Linked DNA regions of Homo sapiens: region 2 is linked to region 1. The links are chromatin loops, found by intact Hi-C in ENCODE. Cell type or tissue: heart right ventricle. All regions are shown on one strand. Links, peaks and the distances in the headings refer to the core of each region. The heading gives the core; the rest is flanking DNA.

Region 1 (5,385 bases), core at 124-5,123:
CTCCCTTTTGTTCCAAATGGGTGAGAAGGTAAAAGAAACAGATACAGAAACCTTTTTTTGCTGTTTCTCTTTCCTCTTTCTTTCTAGATCTCTGAGGCATTCCCTCCCCACTGCCCTCCCTTTACTGGAATATAATGGAATACAGAAACGTCTCCTTTCGCCTCATCTTCCATTCCCTTATTATTATTTTAGCTACTAGGAATTAGCATTAGGAAGAATCCCAGGAAGGAAAAGCTGTAATAAAGATTATCATTTCCAAGAAGGGACCAGCCCAGTGTTTTGTTTTGTTTTAGATTTTAGGCTCTTTGAGTGCAATTTTCCTCCAGTTGGTGATAAATTTTTAGCCGCTATGAGGTCTTTTCACTTTTTATCACGTATCCTCTTGTTTTCTCTAATCTCTTTTAGATCTTACTTTTCTCTCTACAAAGATTAGTATTCTCTTCAGTGGAAATTTATGAACAAGGCTATTTAAAAAAATGCCGATAAGCTATCCTTGTATGTTTTCTTCATATAAATATTTGCCCCAGCAATATATACGGCAACATCCTATGTTATAGGATATGTGGACTCAGATTCCTTTTCAAAACTATCACCTACCTCTATCCTATTTTACCACCAAAGCTTATTTTACCAAAAAGCTTATGAAGCTTTTTGTTCTTTAAACATAACCAAGTTTATATTCATTTGTATATGGCACCTACCTCAAGGGGTTGACGGGAAGATTAAATGAGTTAATATATCCAAAGTACTTGGATTAGTGCCTGGCAGCGGGTAAGCTCTATGTAAGTCTTTGCTATTATTATTTTTTATTAGCTTTTATTATTTTTATTTGATAGACGACTATAGAATATCAATTTTAATTCATCTCCAGCTATGGTTGGATGCAGTTAGCCCTGCAATTGTTTGAACTTTAGAGGTCAACAGATGTATTTCAGTTGAATGAGAAAATATGCTAACCACCTTTTTTTCTGCTCTGCCCAGGGGTCTTCAAATGTCTCCTAATTCACTTTTTCACTTTTTTTTTTTTTTTTTTGAGACAGAGTTTCGCTCTGTCACCCAGGCTGGCGTGCAGCGGCGCCATCTCGGCTCACTGAAACCTCCATCTCCCAGGTTCCAGTGATTCTCTTGCCTCAGCCTCCAGAGTAACTGGGATTACAGGCACCCGCCACCATGCCTGGCTAATTTTTGTATTTTTAGTAGAGTCGGGGTTTCACCATGTTGGTTAGGCTGGTCTCAAACTCCTAACCTCAAGTGATCCACCCCTCTTGGCCTCCCAAAGTGCTGGGATTACAGGGGTGAGCAACCGCACCCGGCCTGTTTCCTAATTCACTTCTTGTTCACTCTAATACCAACCAGGAGAGGGGAGTGCTATGGACCCCTCCCCCTTCCACTCCCTTTCTTCCTATTGGCCCCCTCGAATTAGGAACAAGACAGAAGCATATGTTTTGGCATCTTATGTGTTCTCATAAAAAAGAGTCATCTTACTCGATAAAGTCCACTTAAATCTGGAAAGCCCTTGCATGGCACACGATATCTCAAGTGGCAGCCTCCAAACAAAAGATGACTATAGAACCCCCGAAATTCAAGGTCAGGAGACTGAATAATGAATGTCTGTTTATCCACCTGGTGCTTTAAAACTGACCTATGTTTCCCATAAGATGTCTTGAGGTTGAATTATGTCACAGCAGTAATGTCTTTAACACTATTGGGTGAGATGATTTGAGAGAGATCAGATTTCATCTGGTGAGTGACAAGGCTTCACTCCCTCTTGCAGTGTATTAAAACAATTAAACATCAGATGCATTTTACTGCAGTCTGTTTGACTCACGTGTGCATATTAGAATATTTTTTTCAAAAACCTATGAAATAGGAGCCTAGCTCCCTGTGAATGTTTATGGCGCTCATTAACAAAGTTCATCTCCAGGATGTATGATTTTCAGTTTTCTCTTTCTAATCTTCTTTTGGGAGGATGGAGGATGGGTAGAAATCAATTTTCCCAGCTAGATCTGCATTTTTCCAGTTAGAAAAGATGTTTCATTTTAATTTGTTGTCTGATGGTATTGAAATATTTTTCCAATCTGTTGTTATTTAAAAGAGCAAGCCCTATTCCTGTCATCATCCATTACCTGGAGCGTTATTTAGTAAGTGCTTTGTTTGTAAACAGATAGTGGTTTTAAACAGATCTAGTCCTGTGGTGATCATGTTTCCAACATTGGAGGACAGCTGCCTGGCAGCAGCACTTTTCTATGTTTAGTTTTTTATTTCAGTTCTTCTGAATTGATTATTTCCTCCTAATGTTTCCAGGTTAAGGAATATTTTATGCATATTATTTGTCAAATTCACATTTCTCTTTCTGCCAAGGAGGATTAGGAATCTCTAGTGAATCAACCTGCTCCAGATAGTTTCTGGGAAAGAGGAGAGGTGAAACAGGAAAAATCCTAGCCCTCTGCATTGTCTTAACCATTTGAACTAACCAGGACAAAGGGTAGCAACACCACTGAGTTAACCCACTGCATTGTTCAAAGCCCGTCCTCCACATTCACCAGCACCCCAGCACACTTAACCAAAATGTTTTCTACCTGTGTTTTTTGAAGTACAGATTTTAGCTACTTTGCTGAACTTTTGTTTTCTTCCTGATTATTTTGTTTCACAAGAATTTCTAAACTCTTAAGGAAACAAAAATCATTCTGTTTGGTTTTTGGTAGTTGAAAATACAGCTATATCTGGGGAATATGATGATAGGGAGGAGTTATTTCTTATGTTAAAAAAAAAACCTAAGGAAAACGGTAGCCCTCCTTTCGGCTAGGAAATGACCATGTGTCTCTCTACTGGGGAGCAGCTGCTGGGAGCCCTGGGCTGGCAGGGAGAGCGGGTCTGGGAAGGGAGCTGCGCCAGGCTCCCTCGCCAGCCCCGTGAGCGCTGCGTTTTTCCTGGAGCCGTCATTGTCTCCCTGCGAGTCTCATGGCGTTCTTTGTCTGCGGTGGGTATCTTGTGTCACACACTCGCAGCCCGTTGCACTAAGCCACTGTTCATCCCATTTTCTTTCTTTCTCTCCTCACTACTCTCCCCTGCCCCCTCCCCAAACCCCTCCCTTTCTTACTGGTTTTGTGATTCAAGGAATTTGAGATCATTTAGGTGAAGTAGACGCTCAGAAGGAGAGGTTTCTTATGAGCTTCAAAGAAGTGAGGAAACAAGATGCGATGCCTTTAAAACTGACAGTGCCCCTGTGTGGATCTGGGAATTACGTTCTTGAAGTAACAGCTTTTAGTTAAAAATACTGGGTGCTAGGGGAGTGGGGGTAAATGGTCCTTCCCTAGCACATTCATAATAAGTAAAGAAACTGTGCCATTGAGTAATACCCCCATCCACCAATATTCTGGGGTGAGAATATTGAGAGAACTGCCAGTGCCTTCTGTGCCATTGTTAATATGAGACAAAGTGTGACAACAAATGCCTTGTGAATTTAAATAGCCAGGTATGGTGTTCAGAAAGGCTTCTGAAATAAACACGCTAATCCACATTCTGTCTCGTGCAAAGTAAAGCATTAAGGGCTTGGTGCAGCCTTACCTTAAAGTGCCTGTGTGCAGTCTCTCTCCTTTTCTTCCCATTGCCTATAGCTTACAATGCTTTCTAAGTGATTCTCTTGCTTGTGCGGAGAGCAGGAATGGGAGGAAGGTTGAGTTGACAGGGCTCTTAAAGCCATTTGTAATTTACACAGAAACTTTCCTTGTGGGAACTTAAAGCACTTCACGTATGGAAATCATATACCTGGGGCAGACTTAATTCAAGGAGCCCAATCCTTGATTGTCACAGACATGGAAACTGAACTTAAGGGATGTTTTGGGATGTTTCCTAGGACACAGAGTTCTAGCTGAGCTAGGACTTGAATCTGGTGCTCTTTCAAGACTCCTTCAGAGGCACATGTTAGTATCTCAGTCCCCTTTGACAGACGTTGCTGGCAAAATGTTATTATCCTCACTTTAAAATGGGGTACACGAAAGCACAGAAAAAGAAAATTGTCTAGTGTTAACCCTTTGTGACAAAGCCAGTGAGATAGGACACTGTATTTCTTGCAGCCCTTCTCAGCTATTCGAGTTGAATCATATTGGCCTCAAGGACATCATCCTTGGCCCCTGACATGCCAGGATTCTCATGTCTGCTTGTCTTTCCTGCACTGTCCCCTAGCCTATTACCCCCCAATACTATTTCGTTCTTTTTCTCCTTATGCCCAAGGAGTGTCTTGTGTTTCTCTTTTACTAGGTACTTTTCTCCCAGTATATCTGGAACTTTGTCCGAGAGCTCCCTCTAGAATTTTCCCTTAGGTAACCCAGACCCAACCATGTTTACAAAGGAGCAATGCTGCTGTCACTTCCAAATGCACCCCAACCCAGTGGTGTAGTAAAAGCAGAACTGGCCTGGGGGCAGGAGGTGAAGTCCTCGTGCCATCAACAGTTCATGATACTGATTAACTCCCATGCCAAGTTCCTTCCAGCTCTAGAACCCTAAATCTTCATAGAAATTTGCAGAGAGGAATTTTGAGAAAGAAGTGGTAAATTGAACCATCCACCAAGTTGAATTGTTTTAAAAGCCTCAGACTTCTGGACATCCAAATTGTTAGTCTGACTTTGGAGCTGGGTGCTTGTCCTTGCCATTACTTTCCTGCCACCGTAGTGGGCATGGTTCCAACAGACCCTGCCAGTGCCTACCTGGGGAACCACTGCTGCTGGTAAAGTAGGTCCCTTGGGAATTCTGCAGTACAAGGGTCACTGTGTAAGTGGACAATGAATTTTAATATGCACAAGTTTCCTTTCTGCCAACTTGGACTGGGTATACCTAGTAAACAAATCAAGCGGTACTTGCCACTATATTGTTTTGGTTTTCTGTGGTGTGAGAATATTGTGACTCTGCTCCAGGGCATATTATCCTTGAGGGCAGCCACATAAATGATACTGTGTTAGGCAGTGGGAGGTTGCTGCGTAATAAGTAGTTAATGATGACAAGTCCTAGATCTTCCGATTATAAGGCTAGTATTTAGAACCTATAGTATGGTGGAATTTAAAGCCATTATTGTCTTCTGAACATTTACAAATGTATCATGAAAATAAATTTGATAGAAAGTTGACCAGTCTTACTGTTTCCCATCGTGACTTATTAAAAATCATATTTGTGTTTTCTGCTTTTGCTTCCACCTCAGACCTCAATGGAAATAACTTTTCAGACTTTACATCTATTCAAAATGTAATTATAAGTTAAACAGGGCAGACATCAGGTAGAGAAAAAAATAAGAAGAATCCAGGCACAGGAAGACAAATGTGCATGATCTCTCTTAAATAGAGAATCTAAAAAAGTTGAACTCCTAGAAGCAGAGAGTAGAATGATGGTTAC
Region 2 (5,385 bases), core at 272-5,271, 80 kb after region 1:
AAGGCCAGCATGAACCCTGTGATGTTGGATTGGAATCAGGCTAGCAGTAACTCATGTTTTTAAATGTACATATATACACACACACAGACACACAGATAGACAGATGCAGAAATATAGCTGTATGTATATAAATGGGTTAGCATACACACGTATATTACTGAGCGCTGTCTGTTGATAAGGCCTAAAAGCAACAGCCCAGTAGCAATAAGCTCACTCAGCACCTGTATCTTGTTTCTAAATGTCATTGTCCAATAAAAGGAACTAAGCCACCCTAGCAAGCAGTTGATTCCAGAGTTCAGGCAGGGCAAACACAAAATAAACCTGAAACATCTTAAAGTGCCAATAAATAAGGAAAGGCACAGAAAAAAGACATGGGCTTGTCAAAAGGACATAGGAGTCCGCATAAATGTGTTCCCATGGCCAAAGACAGAGGAATTTGAGCAGCAAGATAAAAAATGATAGCATTGGATTTTCACCCACAGAATAACGTAATAGCCAGAAGTCCATAGTTATATAAATAAATAATTTTAAGAATACATAGGAGAGAAGGGACAACTCTTTCTTAAGTAGAATTCCAAAGAATACATATAAAAGGAAAGTGGAAAACAGAACCACCATTGGGGAAATAACTGTTATAGACAAGATTCACAGATTGGTGCTAAAATTAGTGGGCAACGATTTGAGGAGAAACGGAATTTGCGTAGTCTCAGCATATCTCACTTAAAATGCTTATTTGCTACCAAGGGAAAAATTAAGTAACTTTACAGTGAAAAAACCAGCATAAACCACCCTAAGCAAGTGATCAAGTGAAATATCATATAATAAGACATATTGACATCATGAACCCCTTTATATGATGTACGAAGAAGGACACAACATCATTTTTATACTATTCTTGCTAAAAATACGTAACCTCATTCCAGTCCATTAAACAAGCCAGGTATGGTGGCTCACGCCTGTAACCCCAGCACTTTGGGAGGCCAAGGTGGGTGGATCACTTGAAGTCAGGAGTTCGAGACCAACCTGGGTGACACAGTGAAACCCTGTCTCTACGAAAAGTACAAAAAGTACAAAAAAAAAAAAAAGAAAAAAGAAAAAAACTCATTAAACACACACAAACTGAAGGACATTCTACAAAATCATTTTCATCAGTTCTCCTCAAAAGTGTCAAGGCCAAGAAAGGCAAGGAAAGACTGAGGAATTGTTATGGCCTGGAAGGCAATACTTCTCTATGGAGAAGTAACAACTAAATGCAATATGGGATCATCCGGAATAGGATTCTGAAACAGAAAATGACAGTGGTGGAAAAGATGGTGAAGTTCTAATGAGGCCTGTAGTTTAATTAATAGTATTGTATGAGGATAATTATGCTATGGTTATGTAAGCATATGGTTAACCTTGAGGGAAGTGGTGTGAAGAATACAAGCTTTGTACTCTGCAACTTTTCTGTAAGTCAAAAAAGTTTAAAGTTTAAAAAAATTAGAGGCTTTAATTAATTACATAAATTGTCATTAATATAGTAGGCATTTCTTTTTTGTTTGTTTGTTTGTTTTGTTTTGAGACGGAGTCTCGCTTTATCTCCCAGGCTGGAGTGCAGTGGTGCGATCTCGGCTCACTGCAAGCTCCGCCTCCCAGGTTGAAGCAATTCTCCTGCCACAGCCTCCCGAGTAGCTGGGACTACAGGCTCCCGCCACCATGCCCAGCTAATTTTTTGTATTTTTAGTAGAGAGAGGGTTTCACCCTGTTAGCCAGAATGGTCTTGATCTCCTGACCTCAGGTGATCCGCCCGCCTCGGCCTCCCAAAGTGTTAGGATTACAGGCATGAGCCACTGCGCCTGGCCCTATAGTAGGCATTTCTTTAACCAAAAAGGATCTAAACTACCTTTAAAGAAAGTCAAGCAGTCAAATATTCTTTTTATTCTTTCTATACATGACTTCTTTCCATGCCTTACATCTATTGTTTCCACTTGTTTGTAGATATATGGGTCTGACAGCGTGAGCAAAATCCTTTTTCCTTCAGGTCAAATAAACAGAGCATATGCCTTCTCGGTATATGGGTGTTTGGTTTTTGAAGCTGATACAGCTCTGTCTGAATCCTCTGTTGAGGGCAAGATGCAGCCAGCAGCATGTCCTCCTTTTTCTGGACCTTCCCATCACCCTAAAAAGTTCTTTGAGCAGGACCGTGGGCTGCCCTCCTTGCATCTGGCATTTCTCCGTCCTCCTCTTTCTTCTTGCATTGTGACTTGGCAGATTGCTCACGATTTTCAGTCCCAAGGTGAATGGACTGACACCCTTCACTTCCTTTGCCTTCTATGCATTCTTCTTTTCTAGTGAACCAGTCAACATACTTTTTATAAAAAACTTTTTATTTTAGAAATGTTCAAACGTACAGAAGAGTAGAGAGACTATAATAAAGCACTTGTCAACTTGATCTTAACCAGACAGGCACCCTTTCCAAAGAAAGGCAATTGTGACTACCTGAAATTAGATGTCATCAATGGTGAGGGTGAAGGTGGCACACTAGCCCCAGTTCCTATCATTCTCTCATCCTTATTTTTATACTCTCAGTTTTTGGACAACACCTTGTTTTTTTTGGCCACTTTATCTTATCAAGAGTACAGGGACTGGGGCCGGATCCAGTGGCTCATGCCTGTAATCCCAGCACTTTGGGAGGCCAAGGCAGGTGGATTGCCTGAGGTCAGGAGTTCGAGACTAGCCTGGCCAACATGACGAAACCCCATCTCTACTAAAAATACAAAAATTAGCTGGGTGTGGTAGCGGGCGCCTGTAATCTCAGCTACTCAGGAGGCTGAGGCAGGAGAAACGGTTGAATCCAGGAGGCAAAGGTTGCAGTGAGATGAGATTGCACCACTGCACTCAAGCCTGCACGACAGAGTGAGACTCCATCTCAAAACAAACAAACAAACAAACAAAAAGAGTACAGGGACTCACTAATCCTCTCTCCCACCCCTTGCACATTGCAGATTGAGGTCATTTCTCGGGATGGTTAATGAAAAAGGAACCTCTCTAAATGTTTTGCTTAGGGGTCCAAAATTTAGTTTGTGCTCAACTCACTTTTTGCTCTAAAGGTCTCATTTTTCTAAAGGAAGCTGAAATCATGTTTTGCTGATTAGGCCTCTGTGTTACTAAACACTGAAAAAAAAAAGTTTAGCGAAAGGTCACCGAACCGGAGTTCCTTCCGTTGTTAATTTGGGTTTTTCCATCATCAGTAATGCAGATTTGGGAATCTCAGGTTTTATTTCTCATGAAGCATTCTAGTAATTTTTGATCCTCAGGAAGTAATGAGCTAAATGAATACTGAAATGAGATCAAGGAAGCTCTTCCCAGAGAAGGTAGTAGATGAATAATAAGATGCTAGTTTCCTAAGGGGAACAAAGATTTTTACATCTGTGTGCAAGTAGGATATCAAAGTGCAAACCCACCCCTCTTTGAGAGAAGTAGTAGTTGGGAGTGAAGTAATGGAACCTCTGGCTTGTTATTCAATATAATCTGCCAGATGATGAAAGTACACTTTAGTATACCTGACTCCAATGATTTTAGTAATCATTTAACAATTGTACAATAGGATATGACTTCTGTTTCATGTTGGTGAGAAGGATAGAATGCTATTTCTTGATCCAGGATAACATAATTCAAGATAACAGAATAACATGGAGAAAACATTTCGTGTGTTACAAATTAGAAAAAGGGAGGAAAAGTTTTATGTAAATAATATGAAAGGTAAAGATTTCAGAGATAGTTCTTTATATATTTGAGGGTAAAATACCTTCTTAATGTACACACAAAAAAGCAATTAAAAGAAGAATACCCTGTCCATTTGTGATTGCCTCTACTCTGATCATCTCAGAATCGCTGTTAACAAAATAGTATCTTTTACCACATTTCTCCATCACTGGAATAGAATTTCCTTCTGTGATTTTATTACAATTCAGCCACTATCTCTGGATTAGAATGACATTATAGAAGCACAGGGATTTTGTGAGTTTCTATGTCTGGGGAGAGGAAAAGAGAGTAATAGGTTGAAGAAGTTTGGCGTTGGTATCACTTTTTTTATTCTGTGGTGATATGTCAAACACTAGGAAGAGAAAAGAAATTAAAATGTTTCTGCTGAGTGGAGATGGGAGTGAGTTCATGTCTTACTGAGGAACAGATCTAACATTCCTACAGACTTTACAGTCTGGAGATATAGCAAGGTACTATCAAAACAGGGTCATAGGGAGTCTCATAAATGTATTGGTCTATCATCTTTTGCAACGTTCTCTTCCTTCATAATAAGGGTAGCCAGTAATCAAGTAACTAGCTTTTTTCCCCTAGACAAACAGCAGATCTGTAACCAACAATAAGGTCAGTAACTTATGACCCTATGAGTTATCAAAAAAAGTTAATTATCTACCTTCTAATAAAGCAGGGAAACATCCAAATATTTTTAGAAAGCTTTTGATCACAGAGGTTTAAAGTCTTTAAAAATTGTTTTTACATTTTTATTAAAAGGTGTACACACACACACACACACACACAAAGACTACCCCTTAAAATATGTACATACAAAACTTAAGTAGAACACTTTGCTTCCCAATATACAAGACGAGCAAGGCATTTATCAATTTTCAGAAGGGGTTTATAATGCACTTATCCATATTTCCAGGCCTGAGATAATGAGGCTGTTCCATGAATGTTAAGTCAGGAAACTAAGGAGAACACAAGAACCAAACATATTGTGTATGTATAATATATGTAAAATCATAATGCCTCACCTGATGTCAACAGTTATGGGCATTGAAGATGACAGTCCTCTACAAGCTCTCATGACTGTTCCCAGTCAGTAACAGAGGGAAGGGGGCAGAGTGTGGTGCCCTACTGCAGGGTGGGGCTGGTAAAGCCTTGCTGTTTGCTTGGTGGAGCTTCCACCGTCTGGATCCCGGGGTGTGGGGAGCTGGAGTTTTTCTAAAGCTGGTGCAGTAAGAAATACAAAGTCAAGTCTAGGGTACAAGGCCAGACCCTCTACTGTTCCAGGGACTCTCAAAATGTGCTAGTCTAGAGACCCTGTCAATGTGCTTTTATAGTGAATACTTTTCAGTGTGTTACGTATCCCTCTGGCACCCTATCATGAGCAGAGCTCCCTCCCCTTCTGAGCACTGGGGTGCAGGGGATCCCGTGAGATTTCAGATCTACCCGGCACCCCTGCAAGCACTCTGTCCTCAAACCCTTTGAAGGAACAGCTCTATCCTTACACCCATTAGATAGGCACTACTGCTGGCCAATGCTGACAGCAGCCCTCTGCTCCATCTTGGCTGTGTCTCCTGTGCCAGGAACCTCAGGAAATAGACAAGGATTTGGCAAAATTCCTGGTGAATGGATGGCACC

The links. Hi-C counts contacts between places; a loop is a spot of excess contacts. Peaks named below come from ENCODE experiments on the same cell type or tissue, not always from the same donor. Only the 100,000 strongest peaks of a DNase experiment are listed, where the experiment ranks them.
Region 2: it touches region 1 in a loop (1.8-fold over the local background); 6 of 110 quality-filtered maps call a loop at or near these places.

The regions. Positions count from the first base shown.
Region 1 is chr4:140,002,234-140,007,618 of GRCh38, reverse strand. All of the region lies in intron 1 of MAML3 (mastermind like transcriptional coactivator 3), which reads left to right. Among named protein-coding and RNA genes, the nearest start is that of MAML3-AS1, 120 kb to the left of the region's middle. In heart right ventricle, for the core only: no CTCF peak of the experiment used is centred there; a DNase peak (open chromatin) is centred at 2,978; H3K4me3 peaks cover 1,154 bases; H3K27ac peaks cover 2,122 bases.
Region 2 is chr4:139,922,773-139,928,157 of GRCh38, reverse strand. All of the region lies in intron 1 of MAML3 (mastermind like transcriptional coactivator 3), which reads left to right. LOC105377452 (a long non-coding RNA gene) reads right to left here and starts at 1,094. Exons shown (of 4, transcript XR_007058279.1): 1 at 1-1,094. In heart right ventricle, for the core only: no CTCF peak of the experiment used is centred there; no DNase peak of the experiment used is centred there; H3K27ac peaks cover 1,291 bases.